2 separate regions of the Homo sapiens genome follow, and region 2 is linked to region 1. Evidence: chromatin loops called from intact Hi-C (ENCODE). Cell type or tissue: heart right ventricle. All regions are shown on one strand. Each heading gives the region's core, and the rest is flanking DNA. Links, peaks and the distances in the headings are about the cores only. Region 1 overlaps NUP133 (nucleoporin 133). Region 2 has its middle 71 kb from the start of RHOU.

Region 1 (5,380 bases), core at 80-5,079:
AGCCTGCATATTATGTAGACCCACACAGTTCAAAGCCGTGTTGTTCAAAGGTCAATTGTATATTGTTACGGTTGTTTTATTACTATTGTTCTTAATCTCTTAGGATGCCCAATTTATAAATTAAACTTCATCATAGGTACTATAGGAAAAACGTATATATATGATTCAGTACTATATGCAATTTCAGGTATCCACTGGGGGTCTTAAGACATATCCCCCTGTGGGTAAGGGGGAACAACTGTATAAGAATGACTCCTCTGTTGTTGCTTTGAACTGAAGAGATGGTAGTGCTTGTCACTGGAGCAGGGGGTAAGGATGGAAGAATAAGCTTTGGAGAAGATAAGCTCGGTTTTGGATACGTTGAAACTCAAGTGCCTATGAAATATGTACTGCTGCTGGACACTCTCCATTTTCACATAATGGCCCGGGTCATGGTACATCTGTTTCTTCAGCAAATGAAGCCAAGGAGGAGAAAAGATCACCGAGGGAGTAGACAGAGAGGGAATGTGGTCGACAACTGAGAATGTAGACATCCTTTCAGGTGGTTTAGCCATCAACAGGAACAAACAGATAAGGTGGTAACTCAAAGGACGCAAAGTCAAAGACTGGTCTTTTTACAAATGGCAGACTAAATATGATTAATTGCTGATGAGAAGGAGCCAGCACGAGAAAGGTCAAAGGACAGAGGAAAGGGAGAACTGAAAGGATGTAGTCTTAAGTGAAGCAGGAGAGAGTGGCCTTCAAAACAAAGAGCAGTCTCTGATAGGAAGAAGAGTACACTTCCTACTTTATTGGGAGGGAAAGAGGAACAGGATTTGGGATCCAGATACATTCATAGCTAGTAAGCTAGGAGGTACAGGGAGCTCTTATCAAGGGCTTCTGTGATCTCTGTGAAGTAGGAAGTTAAGTCCTCTGCTAAGTCTGAGGGAAGTGGGAGGAGACTGGAAAAGGGCTGTCATGGTCCCTTGGTAGAACAGGAGACACAGCTGACTGGAGAAACGCAGAAAAACTCTTGAAAGCGTGAAAGGCCAGGGTGAAGCTGGTGACCCAGTCACGCTACAGGTTATGAAAATACAAAGGTGACTATGGCAAGATTTAATAAAAAATTACAGAAAAAGTTCCCCAAAACTCTCATGAACAAAAGATTTAGTGTTTTTTGGGCTAAATAAAATGAAAACCAAAATAACATAAAAATCAATTTCAAAGAAATGATGCTATAAAAACAGTAATATTACCTTAGCAAAAGATTAAACAGACAGTCACACTTAAAAGTGTTATCTACCAATTGTGACCCCAGGGGCCATCTGGCAATGTCTGACGATAACTTTGGGCATCACAAGTTGGGGGAAAGGGTGCTAATGGCATCTAGCAGGAAGTGGCTGGTGATGCTGTTAAACAGCTTACAATGCACCGCTGGAGTGCGGTGACGGGATCTCGGCTCACTACAACCTCCGCCACCTGGGTTCAAGCGATTCTCCTGCCTCAGTCTCCTGAGTAGCTGAGATTACAGGCATGTGCCACCACACCCAGCTATTTTTTTTTTTTTTTTTTTTTAAGAAGAGACAAGGTTTCACCATGTTGGTCAGGCTGGTCTCGAAGTCCTGATCTCAAATGATCTGCCTGCCTTGGCCTCCAAAGTACTGGGATTACAGGTGTGAACCATCACACCCGGCCTCAAATGACAATGTTAATGGGGTTGAGAAATCCAGCTTTAAAGGCACCACAATTCTGTTTGTAAGGAGTCTACATCTTTAAGAGAGCTAGCTGACACTCCCCCAGAAATCATCCCTTATTAAGTCCATAGTACTTCACCCATGTTGGGCAGGATGAGTTCAGCACAGCTGTGCTACAGGGCCCATGACACTGTTCCTGAGGGTACTGCTTGCTCAGGACTTAGATCAGGGGTCCCTTCTTGTGCCTAATAATTTTCCCCTGTAAAACATCTTAAGATGACTACACCAGGTTGAATAGTGTCTCCCACAAATTCATATCTACCCAGTGCCTCAAAATGCAACCTTATTTGGAAATAAGGTTTTTGCAGATACAATTTGTTAAATTATGATGAGTCTAAATCCAATGACTGATGTCCTTATAAGAAGGCCACGTGGGCTGGGCATGGTGGCTCACACCTGTAATCCCAGCACTCTGGGAGGCTGTGGTGGGTGGATCTTGAGTCCAGGAGTTTGAGCCCAGCCTGGCCAACATGGTGAAACCTCGTCTCTATTAAAAATTCAAAAAATTAGCCGGGCATGGCAGTGTGCACCTGCTGCTTGGGAGGCTGAGGCAGAAGAATTGCTTGAACCAGGGAGGCAGAGGTTGCAGTGAGCCGAGATCACACCACTGCACTCTGGCCTGGATGACAGAGTGAGACTCTGTCTCAAAAAAAAAAAAAAAGGCCATGTGAATGTGAGGACAGCTACGTGACAATGGAGGCAGAAACTGGAGTGACACATCTACAAACCAAGGATTGCTAGCAGCCACCCGGAGCTGAGAGAGGTGAAGACAGATCCTTTCTCAGAGCTTTCAGAGGGAGGGCCCTGCTCATGCCTCGCTCTCAGACTTCTGGCCTCCAGAACTGTGAGAGAAGACACTTGCGTTGTTTGAAGCTCCTGGCTTGTGGTGATTTGTTATGGCAGCCACAGGAAACAAATCTAATGACTGGTCACTTGCTGCATTATCATTTACATTTTGAGATGCCACAAATGTGACAGAATTTTAATTACAGGATAAACTTGTGAAAGATAAAAACACAGTACTTCAACTGAGATTTTTGAAGACTGAACCATGTAAAAGAACAAGATTAAAAGAATATAATTTTAAACAGAAACAAAAAACTTGCCTAATGGTGCCCCCTTCTGGTGACAAACTAAGCTCAGTAGATCACGAGGTACAGAATGTTAGAACTGTAAAAGCACTTTGGAATCTGTTGTCTCTGTGAGTGAGCCGCTATGCATCAGACACCAGTATGAGTGGGATTATGGAACCATGGGCTCAGAACTGGGGGAAATGAAGGTAGTACACTCAGTATATTCCTTCAAAACAAAGATCTGACGATAAACTAATGATCCTTTAGCCATGCTAACTCCCACCCCACTCAATACTTCGAAAAGGAAGAAACAGAAACACAATGGCAGAAATGTTCAGCATCTGTCCAAAGTTTCCCACAGCTAACAAGGGGCAGAGCAGGGGGGCTGGATCACCATTTTCCTGAGTATTTATTCAAATGTGAATTTGCCATACCTTTTAAGGAAAGTACCAGAATACATGAGCAGAATACATGTCTAAGATAAACTGAAATCTGCATTTGCCTTAAACCCAGAAGAGTATTAGAGCAGCAAGTGTGACCAAGTGAGGACAATCACTCCCCACCCCATACGCGCATCTGCTTAGGCACGCTCTCACTACAGCTGGACTTGCTCTGGCCAACAGGACACTAGCAAACGCCATCCAAGCAAAGACTTAAAGAGTGTGCACTGACACTTGTTCTCTTGCCACTCTAGAACCCTGTGATACATGAATAAGCCCAGGGCAGCCTGCTAGTTGAGGAGACATCACAGGAATAGAGAGCGAGCTGGCCAGCCTATGGCCCAGAAATGTGAGTACGGTAAAGAGCAGCCAGCCCAGCTGCAGACCAAAATGAGTGAGCCTACTCCGAAAAGTAAAACTGCCCCGAGTCCAGCCCCAACAGTCAAACTGCAGAATTGTCAGCTATGTTAAATGAGTCACTAAGGTTTGTGGTGATTTTGCGTAAAGCAAAACTCAACTAATAGGCCAGGTCTAATTCTTTTGCTTTTTTTGAGACAGGGACTTGATCTGTCACTCAGGCTAGAATGCAGTGGTGTGATTATGGCTCACAGTAGACTTGGCCTCCCGGGCTCATATGATCCTCCCAACTCAGCCTCTGAGTAGCTGGGACTAGAGGCGTGCATCACCATGCCCGGCTAATTATTTTTAAAATTTTTCTTTGTAGAGATGAGGTCTATGTTGTCCAGACTGGTCTCGAACTTCCGGGCTCAAGAGATCCTTCTGCCTCAGCCTCCCAAAGTGCTGGAATTACAGGTGTGAGCCACCACACCAGGCCATAATTCTTTAATATTACCAATAAAACTTTGCATGCGGCTGGAAGTGGTGGCTCACGCCTGTAATCCCAGCACTTTAGGAGTCAGCCTAAAATCAGGAGTTTGAGACTAGCCTGGCCAACATGGTGAAACTCCATCTCTACTAAAAATAAAAAAATTAGCTAGGTGTAGTGGTACACGCCTGCAGTCCCAGCTACTTGGGAGGCTGAGGCAGGAGAATCGCTTGAACCCGGGAGGCGGAGTTTGCAGTGAGCCAAGATCGCGCCACTGCACTCTAGCCTGGGCGACGGAGTGTCTCAAAAAAAAAAAAAAAAAAAAAAAAACTTTGTAAGCAACTTATTTGCACCTTAACGTTATACGTAAAAGACCCTTGCAAGATGTCTTCATGATCACCATTTTTAATGGTACATTGTTTTTCATGAAGTGGAGAGAGTATGTTAGAGCCCATGTTTTTTCCCTAACCTAGCTAGCTGGAACCCTCCCATGGCTACTAAGTTCAGAAGAACAGTTTATTAAAGTGCTAAAGCTCAAAAAAACATTCTCCTCTTGATAGCATCATTCCTCCAACTTGCTCCCACCAGTCAATAAGTAGCACATGTCAGTAAAACATATCCTCACACATAAAATAATCCATAATTTAAAAAACATGTTATACCTGCAGTATTGCAGAAAGGCAGCTTTCAGCAACTTGATTTTATCTTCCTGGGCTATAGTTTCATTCTTTGTAGTGGTCTCAAAAATCATACTCTGCAAAATAACAAAGTATAGTTTAGAGGTAAAGGCATCTGAATATTCTTAATTATTGGACTAAAAACTGCACCCATCCTATGATAGCAACTCCGCATATACACGAGCTGTTTGCCGTATTGTCTGTACCAGGGGTGTCCAATCTTTTGGCTTCCTTGGGCCACACTGGAAGAATCGTCTTGGCCCACACATAAAATACACTAACATTAATGATAGCTGATGAGTTAAAAAAAAAAAAATTTATGTTTCAAGCAAGTTTACGAATTTGTGTTGGGCTGCATTCAAAGCCATCCTGGGCCGCATGCAGCCCATGGGTTGTGGGTTGGACAAGCTTGGTCCATACCAATTATTCATATACTTATTGAAACACTATAAATAGCATCAAATGATCAACCAAAGTCATACAGAAAAGGTACAGGTAATTCAGGGATTATGTTGTAAGTAAAATAATTTGGACATTTCATCATAATTAACAGAATCTTTTTATAGGTTTGCTCTTACACGACTCATCACAGTGTATACTACCTAAGCATAATGGTTGATTACAAATTTAA
Region 2 (5,380 bases), core at 142-5,141, 820 kb before region 1:
GGGAGTGTAAACTAGCTCAACCATTGTGGAAGACAGTGTGGCGATTCCTCAAGGATCTAGAACTAGAAATACCATTTGACCCAGCGATCCCATTACTGGGTATATACCCAAAGGATTATAAATCATGCTACTATTAAGACAAATGCACGCGAGTGTTTATTTGCAGCACTATTCACAATAGCAAAGACTTGGAACCAACCCAAATGTCCATCAATGATAGACTGGGTTAAGAAAATGTGGCACATATACACCATGGAATACTATGCTGCCACAAAAAAGGATGAGTTCATGTCTTTTGCAGGGACATGGATGAAGCTGTAAACCATCATTCTGAGCAAACTATCACGAGGACAGAAAACCAAACACTGCATGTTCTCACTCATAGGTGGGAACTGAACAATGAGAACAGTTGGACACAGGGCAGGGAACACCACACACTGGGTCCTGTTGTAGGGTGGGGGGCTGGGGGAGGGATAGCATTAGGAGAAATACCTAATGTAAATGACGAGCTAATGGATGCAGCAAACCAACATGGCACATGTATACCTATATAACCAATCTGCATGTTCTGCACATTAAAAAAACTATATCCCTAGTCAAGAGAGAACAAGACAAAATGCTGCATCAAGGGGAATGGCAGAGATAAGTGACACCCTCAAGGGTCTAAAGAATGCAGCAATAGTGTCCCCATGATATTTCTGTTTAAATCACCATTCTGTCCCCTCGGGATCTGGCTGCTCTTGGTGGATGACTCTAGACCAGAGGTCCACAACTACAGATTCTGTGCCCAAATTGTCAGCTGCCTGTTTTTGTATATGGTTTTAACTTTTGTGAACAATTGAGAAAAATAAAAAGAATGATATTTTGTAGTATTTGAAAATTATGTGAAATTCAAATTTCAACAGTTATGAATAAAGTTTTATGACAGCGCAGTTGCACTCATTCATTTATGTATCTTACGGCTGCTTTTGTGATTCAAAGATCAGAGTTGAATAGTCTGGACAGAGACCTTGTGTGGTGTTCTCATTATTTCCCCTTGCTTTAGACACATCACAAACCACAGTGAGGCAACTAGCACACTACAGTGTTTCAAGTGCTATACTTTTTGCCATGCTATGACTTTTCATTTATTTATTTTATCACACTGTAACTGTAACAAGAGAATACAATGTGTGTGCAAATTACCAGACTAGGCACTTATCACAATATTCTCAACTCATAGGAAAGCAATAATAAGGAAAATCGGAAAAGTTAAGCATATTCTTACTATTGAGTTTAAGAAGAAAAAAGAAAAGTTAAAAAAAATTAAGCAGCAATATCTCAACACATAGCTGACATTATTTTTCTTTATTTTTATTTTTCTTTTCTGTTTTTCTTTTCTTTTCTTTTCTTTTCTTTTTTTTTTTTTTTTTTTTTTTTTGAGACGGAATTTCACTCTGTCCCCCAGGCTGGGGTGCAGTGGCATGATCTCAACTCACTGCAACCTCCGCCTCCCGAGATCAAGCGATTCTCCTGCCTCAGCCTCCCACGTAGCTGGGATTACGCGCGCGCGACACCATACCTGGCTAATTTTTGTATTTTTAGTAGAGACGGGGCTTCACCATGTTGGCCAGGCTGGTCCCGAACTCCTGACCTCAAGTGATCCACCCGCCTTGGCCTCTCAAAGTGCTGGGATTACAGGCGCGAGCCGCCACGCCCGGCCAACATAGCTGGATTTCTTTTTCTTCTCCCCTCCCCTCCCCTCCCCTTCCCTCCCCTCCCCTCCCCTCCCCTCCTCTCCCCTCTCCTTTTTTTCTCTTCCCTTCTCTTCTTTTCTTATCTTCTGTCGCCCAGGCTGGAGAGCAGTGGCACTATCACGGCTCACTGCAGTCTTGACCTCTCGGGCTCGCGTGATCTCCCACTTCAGCCTACCGAGTAGCTGGGACTACAGATGTGTGCCACCAGGCTCGGCTAATTTTTTGTAGTTTTTGTAGAGGCGAGGTTTCTCCATATTTCCCAGGCTGGTCTCGAACTCCTGGGCATCGGCCCTCCTCGGCCTCCCAAAGTGTTGGGATTACAGGTGTGAGCCGCTGCGCTCGGCCTGGATTTCTTCATAAAGATAAAATTGGAAATAAAATTGCAGCCCAAGTAAGCTTCCAAGTGGCTCATTTGTTCCTCAAATGAGGAAAGCCATTTGCGGATAGCGAATCAACAAATCATGTTTGTACTCATTTTCTCAGAAACGTATTCTGAGAAAATAATCTTTATGAAGAATGTTAACCTTTTTGCTAGGTGGGGTGGGACTTTGGGAAAAAACCCAACAGTTTATTAAAACAAACAAAGCAAGAAACCAAATTGTCCGGCAGAGGGCAGCATTACCCCACAGAGCCAAAACCTTTGCCAGGAGGAACCCGTGTTCATTGCCAAGATTGATTGATTTTGAGACAGAGGTTTGTCCTTGTTGCCCAGGCTGGAGTGCAATGGCGCAATCTCAGCTCATTGCAACCTCCGTCTCCCAGGTTCAAGCAATTCTTCTGCTTCAGCCTCCCGAGTAGCTGGGTTTACAGGCGCCTGCCACCATGACCGGCTAATTTTTTGTATTTTGGTAGAGATGGGGTTTCACCATGTTGGCCATTTTGGTCTCGAAATCCTGACCTCAGGTGATCCACCGACCTCAGGTGATCCATCCGCCTCGGCCTCCCAAAGTGCTGGGATTACAGGTGTGAGCCACCGTGCCCGGCTTGCCAAGCTTTATTAACTAACATTTGTGGTGCCAGGCTGTTATGGTGATTTCTTCCTATTAGCTTATTTAATCTTCATGAAAACCCTTCAAGATAGGTACTATTTTATTTTCATTTTACAAATAAGAAAACTGAAACTCAGAATGGCTAAGTGACTTTTACCTGGTTCACATATCAATTAAGGTCAAGCCTTTGGCTCCAGGACCTATGTTTTTATTGAAGTAAATGATTATAAAGTGCCTGCTATGCACTAGGCATGGTCTAAGCACTTCACATGCTTTAATTACTTTAATCTTTATGATAACCCCAAGATTTAGGTACTATTATTACCATTTCCATTGTACCGATAAAGAAACCAAGATAAAGAGGTGAAGGTGATCCTACCTTCCCAAGGGAACTCCCACTGTCAGGCTTGAGTCCACAGGAGAGGCTCTAGCTGCTCTACGTGGCAGCACTAGGGTGAAGGCAGTGAGGCTCCTACTGCTCTGGTTCTGGCTGGGTCACACATGTCGGGGATGGGTTGCCAGCTCCCTCAATAAACCCCTACCTAGTCTTCTGAGTGACTCAAATCAGGTATCTTTGGTAGAGTGGAGTGGGGAACAGTAATATATCTTTGAGTGGAGTGGGGACAGTAATATATCTTTGAGTAGAGTGGGATGGGGAACACTAATATGAGTCCCAGAGTCCCAGGATTGAGAACCTGCAGTTCTGATGTCAGAGAGCAGAAGTTGGATGTCCTAGCTCCAGAATAAAGAGCAAATTTGTCCTTCCCCTGTCTTTTTGTTCTGTTGAGACCTTCAAGGAATTGGAAGAATAATGCCTATCCACATTGGTGAGGACAGATCATTTTGACTCAGTCTAGTGGTTCAAATAGTAATACCTTCTACCCTGGGAGAAAGCAGTCCCTCCAGGGTCAGCAAGGCCCCAAGATGTCAAAGCATCAAAAATACAGAATAAAAAGGTCATAATTAACACAAGATGGACAAAAGCCTTCTTCACCCCAGCATCTAGAAGTGTTCTTTTTTTTTTGACAGAACCTTGCTCTCACCAAGGCTGGAGTGCAGTGGTGTGATCTCGGCTCACTGCAACCTCTGCCTCCCGGGTTCAAGTGATCCCCCCACCTGAGCCTCCCAAGTAGCTAGGATTGCAGGCGTGCACCACCATGCCTGGCTAATTTTTTTGTATTTTTAGTAGAAACAGGGTTTCACCATGTTGGCCAGTCTGGTATCGAACTCCTGACTTCAAGTGATCCATCCACCTTAGCCTTTCCAAGTGCTAGGATTACAGGTGTGAGCCACCGTGCCTGGTCTAAGAGCATTCTTTGTTAAAAATTTATTTTATTTTTTCCTAATTGACAAATAGTTGTTGTACATAGTCATGAGGTACCTAGTGATGTTTTGATACAAATAATATCTGGTGATCAGATCATGGTAATCAGTGTATTCATCATTTCAAAGGTTTATCATTTCTTTGTGTTGGGAACATTCAATATCCTCTTTCTCACTGTTTGAAACTATATAATATATTATTGTTAACTATAGTCATCCTACAGTGATATAGAACACTAGAACTAATTCCCCTTACCTATCTGTTTTTTTGTATCCTTTAACAAATCTCTCCCTATCCCTCCCTTCCTATCCTTCCTAGCCTCCAGTGTAAGAGTATTCTTGCTCAGGGTGGTGTGGCAGCCCCTGTTTGGAAGCCAGCAGGGAATGTGCACCCCTGTGACTGAAGACTTGAAAGTCCCCATTCCACAAGACTCAGGCTACTTGGGTACTAAGTAGGACTAAAACCAGAGAAAAAGTAGGCTGGAGCAAAATTTATTGTGCTTTTGGATAAATATCCAGCATTTCCTGTAAAATGTTACAGCAATTCCCTCATGGAATGTAACGAGACTAGAAAAGCCCTCCCAGAGATTTCCCCACCTAGTTTTGTGGAATGTAACTCAGGTGGCTGACCCAGGGTCTGAGATTTGCATAGTGACTTTTAGCGCAAAACATTACCTTTCTTGTGCCTCATCTAGCAAGGCAATTTAGCCTCACTTGTCTGTTATTATTATTATTTTTTAACTATCGAAAGCTCTCTAACAGAAGGAAATCTGAGCTGGCTCTGTTGGAAATAGCTTTCCTTGTAGTCAGGGTGAAATAAACTTCTGTCATGAGCTTGCTATCAGTTCACCTGAGAGATATGTTTTAACACCTAAATAGGTTCATTTAACCAACAAGGAAGTGCTTCTTCTTTTCTGGACACTGCTCCAGTGCTGGGATTCAGAGACTGACCCCATCCTTGGAGCAAGTGGTTAAATAACAGAAGACATAAAAATAAATCAATAATCACAAAACATGTTACAGATGTTTAAAGAACAGTGGAAGCCCAGAGGGAGGGATCAGTAACTGCCTGGTGGCATCCAGGAAGAGCTCAAGGAACTAACATGTTGACAGAGTTTTGAAAGGCAAACTTAGACACGAGGAGGCAGATGCTGGAGGGGAAAAGGTGCAGAGGCATTGAATCTTAAACACACTTGCATCCACGCCAGAAGCAGTCGGGGATGTAGGATGCTGGGAACTTCACAGTTGCTTGGCCTGTGGGAGCCCCTCTCTCACCTTGTTCTTCTAGTTTCTGACTCCAGGCCTCTCTCTGGCCTGTATCTCCATTTATCC

The links. Hi-C counts contacts between places; a loop is a spot of excess contacts. Peaks named below come from ENCODE experiments on the same cell type or tissue, not always from the same donor. Only the 100,000 strongest peaks of a DNase experiment are listed, where the experiment ranks them.
Region 2: a loop joins it to region 1, with 6 times the contacts of the local background. A loop is called at or near these places in 22 of 110 quality-filtered maps.

Annotation. Positions count from the first base shown.
Region 1 is chr1:229,479,320-229,484,699 of GRCh38, forward strand. NUP133 (nucleoporin 133) reads right to left here. Exons shown (of 26, transcript NM_018230.3): 12 at 4,735-4,826. Among named protein-coding and RNA genes, the nearest start is that of NUP133, 26 kb to the right of the region's middle. RefSeq lists an enhancer at 486-535. In heart right ventricle, for the core only: CTCF peaks have their summits at 2,840 (motif pointing left) and 3,046; no DNase peak of the experiment used is centred there; H3K27ac peaks cover 1,172 bases.
Region 2 is chr1:228,662,231-228,667,610 of GRCh38, forward strand. It overlaps a transcript of RHOU not described here. Among named protein-coding and RNA genes, the nearest start is that of RHOU, 71 kb to the right of the region's middle. In heart right ventricle, for the core only: CTCF peaks have their summits at 2,350 (motif pointing right) and 2,549; a DNase peak (open chromatin) is centred at 2,371; H3K27me3 peaks cover 965 bases.